Regions from separate parts of the Mus musculus genome. Here regions 1, 2 and 3 are each linked to region 4. The links are chromatin loops, found by intact Hi-C in ENCODE. Cell type or tissue: heart. All regions are shown on one strand.

Evidence for each region. A loop is a pair of places that touch in the nucleus more often than their neighbours do. Peaks named below come from ENCODE experiments on the same cell type or tissue, not always from the same donor. Only the 100,000 strongest peaks of a DNase experiment are listed, where the experiment ranks them.
Region 1: it touches region 4 in a loop (2.3-fold over the local background); 15 of 42 quality-filtered maps call a loop at or near these places.
Region 2: a loop joins it to region 4, with 3 times the contacts of the local background. A loop is called at or near these places in 5 of 42 quality-filtered maps.
Region 3: a loop joins it to region 4, with 2.2 times the contacts of the local background. A loop is called at or near these places in 6 of 42 quality-filtered maps.

The regions. Positions count from the first base shown.
Region 1 is chr14:51,981,986-51,984,485 of GRCm38, reverse strand. It overlaps a transcript of Arhgef40 not described here. Among named protein-coding and RNA genes, the nearest start is that of Arhgef40, 1.6 kb to the left of the region's middle. In heart, a CTCF peak has its summit at 1,065 (motif pointing left); no DNase peak of the experiment used is centred here; H3K4me3 peaks cover 655 bases; H3K27ac peaks cover 495 bases.
Region 2 is chr14:52,005,003-52,007,502 of GRCm38, reverse strand. Arhgef40 (Rho guanine nucleotide exchange factor (GEF) 40) reads right to left here. Exons shown (of 24, transcript NM_198249.4): 23 at 2,468-2,500; 24 at 1,256-2,162. The coding sequence ends at 2,473. Zfp219 (zinc finger protein 219) reads left to right here. Exons shown (of 5, transcript NM_027248.2): 4 at 8-139; 5 at 356-1,426. The coding sequence ends at 963. Among named protein-coding and RNA genes, the nearest start is that of Tmem253, 11 kb to the left of the region's middle. In heart, a CTCF peak has its summit at 1,034 (motif pointing right); DNase peaks (open chromatin) are centred at 512 and 1,032; H3K4me3 peaks cover 891 bases; H3K27ac peaks cover 2,294 bases.
Region 3 is chr14:51,882,505-51,885,004 of GRCm38, reverse strand. It overlaps Mettl17 (methyltransferase like 17), which reads right to left and starts at 163. Exons shown (of 14, transcript NM_001029990.1): 1 at 1-163. The coding sequence starts at 59. In heart, CTCF peaks have their summits at 22, 1,081 and 1,294 (motif pointing right); DNase peaks (open chromatin) are centred at 194 and 1,314; H3K4me3 peaks cover 1,190 bases; H3K27ac peaks cover 1,606 bases.
Region 4 is chr14:51,929,987-51,932,486 of GRCm38, reverse strand. No RefSeq gene overlaps it. Among named protein-coding and RNA genes, the nearest start is that of Rnase13, 8.5 kb to the right of the region's middle. In heart, CTCF peaks have their summits at 1,456 (motif pointing right) and 2,375; a DNase peak (open chromatin) is centred at 1,456; H3K27ac peaks cover 479 bases.

The DNA of each region.
Region 1 (2,500 bases), 52 kb before region 4:
CACAGCCTTTAGTTCCCTTTAGGTAGAGCTGAAGGCCGGGAAATTAGGGTATTCCCCCAAGCCTTGGGCGTTTGCCCGCCCTTCTTCCCCTTCCACCTTCTTGGGTCTCAAGGCTCCATGAGACTACAATGGGCTCCTGTGTGCAGCCTGGGGAGGGCGGGGGATGAGGGGAATTACGAAGTAAAGGCTTGGCATGTGGGGTGGGGGGATATGTGTCACGGCTGAGAGGCCAGGGCCCCGGGATCAGGATCCCTCTGTAGGGTCTGGGGGCGTTTGCGGAGTTGCTCCACGCTGCCTTTGCCTTTTTCTCTACCTTAGACCCCTGTTGCTCTGCGGTTAGAGAAGGGGAAGCAACAGTTCCCGGATTAGACCCCACGCTTTAGTACTGATGTCAGATCTTTCCTTCTTGTTGCAGGGCGATAGTGGCCCATATGCTAGGGCTTTTGGCAGTGACTATTATCTTACACTTCAGACAAAAGGGGCTAGGCTCCTTTAATTTTTTTTTTTTTTTGCCTCACCTACAAACTCGAGTATCACTTCTACATGGAAGTGAAGGCCGAGTGGGGTCTCTCAAAAAGGCTTGAGGAACCGCAGCACATCAAGGGGTTGCCCTGCCTGTCTCTGAGTCACAGACTGGTCCAAAAGGTGGACATTTGGGAGGCGATCTGAAAGGTACTCATTTCCCAGAGAGATCGTGAAGGTGTTGGCATTGCAGTTAGAGGGTAAAGTTTATTTAGAAGACGTGTGGTAGTGGATACAGTCGATGAGGCTTGGAGCAGGAGGAGAAGAAAGGGCCTCCATGACAGGCTCTTTTCATCTTAGGATGCTACATTCTGCCCCTTTTCCTGTGGGTCTGGAGAAGGGAGAAACTTAATTCATGGGGATGACACGAGCCCTCTGGTTCATAGGGTTAAAAAAGAATCTCAAGCAGGGAAAACCCTGTGATTAACCGGCAAGAACTGTGGAGCTATCTCCAACCTTCCAGTTAAGGTAGACTCTTCAGTCTCCTTGTTATTAATGACCAAGAGAGTGAGATTTTACTACCCCCTGGTGTCTGCCTGGTAAATACTGCCCAGCAGCAGGTTGTAGAGGCCTTCTAGGGAAGTTTTTTTTCAGAGGATTTTCTGTAAACCTTACTCATCAAATCTAGTTCACCCATTCTCGGTCTGGAACGATTGAACCTTCCCTTATTGGAACTTAAGATTCCTTATGCTCAAATCATTTGGTAGAATCCAGGGACACCCATAGCTAGGCAGTGAGATATAAACATATATCATGGGAAAAAAGATCCATTCAAAAGCTTTGAACTGGTGGCGTGAAGGAGTTTGGATTTAGGTTCTGAGATATAAGTTATCCCTTCTTACCATGAGTTTCAGTACATGGTGTGTGCTTACAGTGGTTAACAGCCCTTTCTCCGTAGGGAACTCTTACCTACCAGTGTGCATACAATGCAGTCTGAGTTGGTGTGTGCTCTTTGGTAGGTGATGTGAAGGGATAGCATAAAGCAGAGATAGAGAAGATACCAAGCTAACAGGTCCTCTCCTGCATCACAGATACTTTTCAATGTGGTTTATATATTTTTATTTATTATTTATTTTTATTAGATTTTTTCTTTATTTACATTTCAAATGCTATTCTGAAAGTTCCCTATACCCTCCCTCCGCCCTGCTTCCCTACCCACCGACTCCTGCTTCTTGGCCCGGGTGTTCCCCTGTACTGGGGCAAATAAAGTTTGCAAGAACAAGGGCCTCTCTTCCCAGTGATGGCCGACTAGGCCATCTTCTGATACAAATGCAGCTAGAGACACGAGTTCTGGGGGTACTGGTTAGTTCATATTGTTGTTCCACCTATAGGGTTGCAGACCCCTTCATCTCCTTGGGTACTTTCTCTAGCTCCTCCATTGGGGGCCCTGTGTTCCATCTTATAGATGACTGTGAGCATCTACTTCTGTGGTTTATATATTTCGAGTTCTTTCGAACCTAGAAAATTCCTACATATTTCATAGAAGAAGACATTTCATTTTATTGAAATGATGTAACTTTGAATATATACTGTACAGTACTTGGGAAAGCCAGGGCTTGTGTCCAGCTGTCTGACTCCACATTTTCACTCTTAACCAAGTTGTAAGTTATAGTAGTTTAGCTGTCAAAGTACATACAAGAACTTTATTATACCACCTTTTCTACCACCTCACTGTCCCATTAATATAATGTTGCTTTTGTAATAGTGCTGAGTGTCTAAAAGTGGTAAATGTGTCTCTGTGGACCAAAGGAGAAAGAAAGTCCACTTCTATCTAGACTTGGTATAGAATAATAGTTAAATCAATTCCTAAGAAGTGTTCTGTATGGTTGCAATGGAGAAGCTGTGCATGGAGTTACCCTAACGTGGGGGGAAGGCAGAAGAAACAGCTGTGTGTGTAACGTGTACTGCCTAGGTAATGAGCTGCAACATACCAGCCATGCATAGAGGGTTGATGCTTTGGGCTGCCCACCAATCCTTA
Region 2 (2,500 bases), 75 kb before region 4:
GTTGCAGAAGAAAACGGGCTGCTGGTTGGAGGGACACGATCTGAAGCGGGCCGTGGGGCCACTGGCAAGGACTGCCCCTTCTGTGGAAAATCTTTCCGCTCGGCGCATCACTTAAAAGTGCATCTCCGTGTGCACACAGGTGAGGGAGGCTTTCTGCATAGGGGAGGGTCTAGGAGGAAGAAAGGTAAGAGCAGCCAGAAGGCTGGAGGTTCTGCTGGCCACCCTTCAGGTTGGAAAGATCATCTAAATCACCTCGCGGGGAGTCAGCGTTTGCTCCTTGGGATGAAGTTTGTAAATTGAGCAAAATACATGTGGGTGTGCGAGTGGTAGTGATCCCGTGACCTACTCTTCCCAGGTGAGCGTCCCTACAAGTGTCCACACTGCGACTATGCAGGTACCCAGTCGGGCTCGCTCAAGTATCACCTTCAGCGTCACCACCGAGAGCAGAGGAGCAGTGCGGGTCCTGGGCCTCCCCCAGAACCCCCGCCACCTTCCCAGCGGGGCTCACTGCAGCCGCAGTCAGGAGCCAAGCCAACTCAGGCCTCAGCCACCTGGGTAGAGGGCACTGCAAGTACCCGGCCTCCTTCGAGCAGCACCGGACCAGGGTCCCGTAGGAAGCCTGCTAGCCCTGGGAGGACCCTGCGAAACGGGCGAGGTGGTGAAGCCGAACCCCTGGACCTGTCCCTACGGGCGGGCCCGGGAGGTGAGGCCGGGGCAGGGGGTGCCCTTCACCGCTGCCTCTTCTGCCCCTTTGCCACTGGAGCTCCTGAGCTCATGGCCTTGCATCTGCAAGTACACCATAGCCGTCGTGCTCGGGGCCGCCGGCAGCCCCGAGCCGACACGTCTCCAACCTATGTCCGGGCACCATCAGGAGAGACCCCTCCCAGTCCTCCACTAGAAGAGGAGGGCAGCCCAGGGCTGTCTAGATCCGGAGAGGCAGGTCTTGGGGGGCAAGAACGGTAGGGAGCCCTCTTAGGAGTGATTAGCTTAGTAAGCTTACCCCGCAGGAGCGGGGAAGTGCTAGAGGTAGTTGGGTAGAGCAGCCAGCAGGGAGCAGTGTGGGACCCGTATCCCAGCCCAAGGTGGACCAAGAGGTAAAGTGGGCAGTGGGTGGAGGAGAGTGGGCTAGCAGCACCCACCCAGCCCAGAGGAGTCACAGTGCCTTAGAAGTGGCAGAGGTGAGGGTCAAAGAACGGGGTCCTCGGGCTGGTAGAGGATGTGTTCCTGTTAAGGAGCCGCTCTGCCAGTTCCTGCTGGTCCATAGGCATGAGAGTTTATTTTTGTATAAGGGGTGGGGGTGGGGGGCACTGTACCCTTCTAGCCCTATCAGGGGCCCTTGTAGACGTTGCTATTTTTGGTACGATTCCTGTCATCCCTGTTGAAGAGTCATGTCCCCAATAAACAGGTGTCTTGAGGCACAAGGCCCTGTGTGTGTCTGCCTGTGTTTCACTCCTCCTGGGCACTTCGTTATCAACGAGGTCGATAAGGATGCAAATCTTTGATTCAGTAACTCTGGATGAGGCCCTAAAGCTAGCGTTTGTAATAAATAGCCGTGGCCTCTCTTGCACTGAGGCCCGAGGACATCATAGATAAGTGCTGCATTGTGCTGGACCCATCCGACCATCTCAGGCCTCAAGAAGTGGGTGCAGAATGGAGGAGGGACTTCAGAGTTCATTGAGCTTCCCAGAGCCTGAGGGGGAGGCATTCTCCCACACTCAGACCCAGACCTGCAGTGTTGGGGCCAGCAAGGGGAGGAAGGAACAGCTACTTTCTGACCTTGGTTTTATCTTCTGAGTCCTACTTAGTGGTTATAGGGAAGTAATGAAGTCAGTTCAACCACCTTAATCCAGAGGCCTGCGCGAGCTCCTCAGAGTCACAGTGAGAGTAAATATATTTAATGTAACAATAGTATAATAACAGTAATTACATATAAAGTCTGCAGTGCCCACCCCGTCTCCTTCAGTGGCTTACAACATATTTCTCATGATCTCCCAGAATGGAATTCCATTCGACCTGGCAGAGATGAATCTTCTGGGAGAGTTGGGATGAGAAGAGTAGTGGGTGTCCGCAGAGCAGTGTCCCGGGGGTGTGCAGTAGCACAGCAAGGGGACATTTCCCTGCCCTCGGAGCATAAAGGCAATTGAACAGGGCCACTCCGGTTCCTGCAGCAAAAGGCACCAAGCAGGGGAGAGCTAGACAGTGGTGGCAGGGGAAGCTCTGGTCCCCGCCCACCTCTCTGTCCAGGAAGCAGAGGGAGGGAATCGAGAGCTTAGGTCCTCCATTATGTCCCATTGGCATCCCAGCCAAAAATGTGCTGAGAAGGGGCTGCAGATCTGGATCTTCTCTGGAAGCCAGGAGAGAAGAGGGAGATGGGTTGGGAGAAGCAAGAAGCTGGCTTCCAAGCACCCGAGGTCAGGAAGGAAGGTCCTTAGAATAGGGGATGTGGGAGAAAAGGGTGTTGACTCACCTAGCTCACAGAGGCGTGGTGGGGTCACTCAGG
Region 3 (2,500 bases), 47 kb after region 4:
AGGCTGCGGCAGGATCTGCAGAACAGCAGCAGAAATCTCGGTGTCCTGGCGGTGGCCATGGCTTCAGGACACACCGGAAACGGAAGTACACATGCCTGTAACCCTCAGCCCAAGCAGCTAAGAGCATCTTCCGTGGAACTTCGACCCGGACGGTATCAACTAATGAGAAGAGGGAGTATTTGCTAACAGCCAATAAGCGACCTTATGTACCTTATGTACGTCTCTGCGAAGAAGGCCGTTCGTGGGAGGGGCTTAGCCTTCAGAAGGGGCGTGGTCTCAATGCTGAGCGTGGCTGCGGGCGAGACCAACCCGGCTTGGGCGTGTTTTGTGATGGGGAGGGATCAGTCTCACGGGTTAGGGGGGGCTAGTGGGGTAGGAGGGAGAGGGGTTGGGGGAGTAGGGAGATGGGGGCGGCGTGGAGGGGGAAGCAGTCTCACTGGGGTGGGGAGATAGAAGGGGACGTGGGGGGGTGGTAGGGAGTGGGACTTGGGAGGACAGAGGCGGGGGCAGGGCTGGGCGGGGGTGGGGGCAGGAGTGGGGCTGAGAGTGGGGTAGGCAGGTGAAAAGGAAAGTGTGGACTTTCTTTGTTTTCATTTGGTGCTGTAGAATTCTGAACCGTGGCTAGTTTCCCTTTGTGAGACGGGACAAGACCATAACAAAAATCAGATTTAGGCAGTCAACGATGAGCGCTAATAACTATTACAGTTTGCAAATTAATAAATATAAAAATTAGCTTACTTTTTTTTCACATTTGTTGTCTGCGAGTTTGCTCCAGGTTTTCTATCAAGAGCTTCCCACGTAGCACACCGAATTCCCGCCATCTTATTTCCACAAACATCTGTTGCTAACTTAATTTTTCACGTGGTTAATTTACCCAAGTTCATGAACTTAATAGGTGATAGCTGAATTAAGTGCTAGGGAGTCGAAAGTCAGAGTTACATTTTTAAACAATGCACCGTACTGGGTATTGTTGGTCCTTGAAATGCAAATGGAGAATTTTAAGCTAAATGTTCGAAGGGTTAATCAGTGTGTGTGTGGGGAAACAACAACAACAACAACAAAACCCCCCAAAACCTGGGGCTGGAGAGATGGCTCAGCGGTTAAGAGCACTGATTGCTCTTCTAGAGGTTCTGAGTTTAAATCCTAGCAATCACATGGTGGCTCACAACCATCTGTAAGGGGATTTGATGCCCTCTTCTGGCCTGTGGATGTATATGCAGCAGAGCACTCATACATCTTTAAAAAAAAAAAAAAAAAAGACTCATGGACCTGTAAATTCTTGGGTCCCGGCAGCAGTACTTTACCCAGCTGTGGTTTCCTCTTTAGCCTCTTGGGGGCAGAAGTTAGCTGACAGGACGAAGAGTACTCTATAGTCTTCAGTCCAATTAGAAAAGTTACAGGACCATATATGGGTATCTGTGTGAGCTGGATTCTTAGATGCTTGGTTTGTCTTATGTGGGTAGTAGAGGTTTGATTTTATCCAATGACTCTCTGGAGACTCGAGGGAGTGTGTATGTACGACAGCTGTGGAAAAGGTGTTACCTACTGCAGTCTTTTGAAAGTTTGCTTCGCCCTCCCCCCTTCCTCCCCCTCCCCTCCCACTCCCGCGCGCGCGCGCACAGACACAGACACACACACACACACACACACACACACACACACACACACACACACACACACACACACACACACACACACACACATAGAGCCCTGGTTGGCTGGCCTGGAACTCAATATGTAGATCCACCAACCTCTGTCACTCAAGTGGTTAGTTTGAAGGCCTGTGCCACCAATGCCCAGCCTATACTTTGCAGTTGTTATACTTTATTATTATTTTTCATGTTAAATTACTGGCTTGTGCTGAAACAATAAAATATCTCTGCCACTTACAGATCTGCCCTGATAGATTGATTGGGTTGATGTTGTTGTTGTTTTTGTGGGCAGGTGTCAGAGTATAGGATATGTATAACCTTCTAGGGTCTGGCATTTGGTGGTCAGTTGATTCTGGAGCAGTGACAGTTGATGCCTTTAAAGCCTTGTTATAATGATTAAATGTGATAATGTCTGGATCAAAGTAAACCGACAAACTTATGTTACTATTTTTATATGTACTTTGGCAATTCGAAGAGACATGACTTTATATTTAAATTGTTATACTTCATCCATATCATTTAAAAAAAGCCAGACATGAAAGAACAACAGTTTGGATGCCACATGAGACTGAACGCTGAGGAATGGGACGAAATCAGAGACTTGATGGTGTCTGTGAAGGACATTCCTTTGTTCCCTGTCAAACTGATAATAGAGACGTGCCTTCCTTTTTTCCTGCTAATGGCCTAATAGACATCCTTCCTTTTCATTGGGAATGTAACATCTCAAGAGCTGACGGTGGTGGTTTGAATGAGACGGAGCCTCACAGGTGGTTTGAATTCCTTGATCCCAGTTGGTGGAACTTTGGGAAGGATTGGGAGGTGTGGCTTTGTTGTAAGAAGTGTGTCAC
Region 4 (2,500 bases):
AAGGGACAAGGATGAACCGTCAGTCACTGTGCCCAGTGCCTTCTGCAGTGGCTCAGCTAGTCTAAGATTTATTTCTCTAAGTTTCCTTAGTTCCGGGTACTGATCAAGGCCACTTCCTTTACCAAGACATGGCACCTAGTCCCTCCCGGTTCTTCTCTGGCCTGCTCTGTTTTATAGAAAGTTGCAGAGCTTAAACATTACCCAAGTGTTTACATTTGAAATGCTATCACCGTCTGGCCTCGGCCCTTCCTTCGTTTTATATTTCCTGCTTCTGTGGTGGGTACAGCTTGTGTCTATGCTGCTCTGGGAGCTCCTGAGAGCTTGAAATGGGGTGCTCAGAGGCAAGAAGCATCGCTAGCAGGATAGGAACACCCAGAAAAGAGGTGAATGCTATTTTATGTTTTCAGGATTTATATAGAAACAAGTGATTTCAAAATCTTAGGGTCAGGTCTGTTCCGCCCACCACCACCCCATCCAATCCCCCAACACAATGAACACATTATAAAAAAGCAGCTATATTGGGTACAACATGTATTAATGAATAAGACAAATATTCCAATCTTTACACAGCTCGTACAGAGCTCTCCTTATACTGGGGAAAGAATGAAAGCACATATAATTTTGCTCAAAGTGATAATTGCTGGGGAATAAAAAGGTAGAACACGGGCTGGTGAGATGGCTCAGTGGTTAAGAGTGCCGGCTGCTCTTCCAAAGGTCCTGAGTTCAAATCCCAGCAACCACATGGTGGCTCACAACCATCTGTAATGAAATCTGATGCCCTCTTCTGGAGTGTCTGAAGACAGCTACAGGGTACTTACATATTAAAAAAAAAAAAAAAGGTAGAACAGGATAGGGTGGGCAGAGATTTTTGAATAGGTGACTTTAGGACAGAGACATAAGGATGAGAGGGTAAACTCGTGCTTGTCTGGATGTTCCCAGCGGAGAGAACAGCACTGTAGCACCGTTAAGGGACAGAGCCCTGGGGTGCTGGTGGGGAATGGCAAGGTGGGCTGCCCAGTTGGAGTGTGTGCACAGGGCATTCAGAGAACCACACAGCAGAAACCTGAGGAACCAGGAGAAGAGCTGCAGCTTCACTCTGAGGAGTAAAGAGCCTGTTAAAAAGGTCACCTAACCCACGTGCATTACAGCTGTGGTCAAATCACACAAGCCATGTTAATTATGAAGTTTGTGTTTTGGTCCAGAAGTTAGAATTTAAAAAAAAAAACATATACTTTATTTTTATATATTTGGGATATTTAAAAAATATGCACCCTTGGCAAACATCATGCATGAATACAGTGTGTTTCGCTCATGTCCACCCTTCGTCCACCTCCTTACAGAAGCTGGGGTTTTGAGCAAAGGCATGGAGTATGTGTTTCGAGAGGTCTTTGGTAGACAGCACAGCTGTGGGCAAAGATGGATTTCTATCAGAACAAGTGGTGTTGGAGAACGATAAGGCCACTAGGTGGCAAAACAGCACTAGGGACAAGTTCACACAGGCCTCTCGCTCCTCAGGGTGTTTTCCCTGGAGAGGTTTGGCTCTGAGGAACACTGCTTTCTTCTTTGTTAGGGTGTCAGAGTGTCTGGAGGGAGTAGTCTACCAAGTTGCTATAGATTCACACAGACACACACACACAAGTAGACTGCTTATTTTATTTATTGATTGAAAAAGAGGGAAGGGGGAAAGAGAGGGAGAAAGAGAAGCAGAGGGAGAGAGGGGGAGAAGGAGAAAGAGAGAAAGGAGGTGATGTGGTCGGAGGACAAGTTGTTGCAGTCTGTATTGTCACTCTGCCCTGCTGTGTGGGCATTGGGGACTGAACTCAGGTTGCCTTGCTTGGTGACAAATGCCTTTACCCACTGAGCCATCTTCTAAGCCCCAGAATCCATGTTTTAAAGTAGGCAGTGGACCAAATTCATACCAGCTCAGTGCAGTCTTGCCCCCGGAAGTGCAAGTTAGGGTGAGAGGAGGGGGCAGGGGGCTGTAAGCCTTTGAGCAATTCGAATTCTGTCAAAGTGTGATGCTTCCAAGCCATGACCTGCGGTGTGGCTGTCGTTATTAAAGCTACTTGCTCCTAAGACTACTCTGGGCTTTCCAGAGGCTGCCTGCCTACTGCGTGCAAATGAGATAAACAAAGTTCTGCCGAGATAAACAAAGCTCTGCCAGTCTCTCCCGTCAAAGGGAAAAGAAGCAGAGCTTCGGGTTTGTACACAAAAATTGAAACAGGAAAGTTGACACCTACATCTATACAATTCAGGTTGAAACCTTTGCCTCTGTTATTTGATTGCATTGGCCTAAATTGTCCAACTTACCTGATCGGCTTCAGTTTGCACTTGCTAGAACAATTTTGACACTTTGCGTCCATGGCCCTAGTGGCAAAAGGAGGAAAAACTGAAAGAGGACAGACAGCCTTGGGAAGGAAAGACTGCGGAGCAGAAATACGGCGGAGCAGAAGACGGAGGAAAGCCCAAGTTCTGGCTTCCTTGTTTCCTTTATCACTAG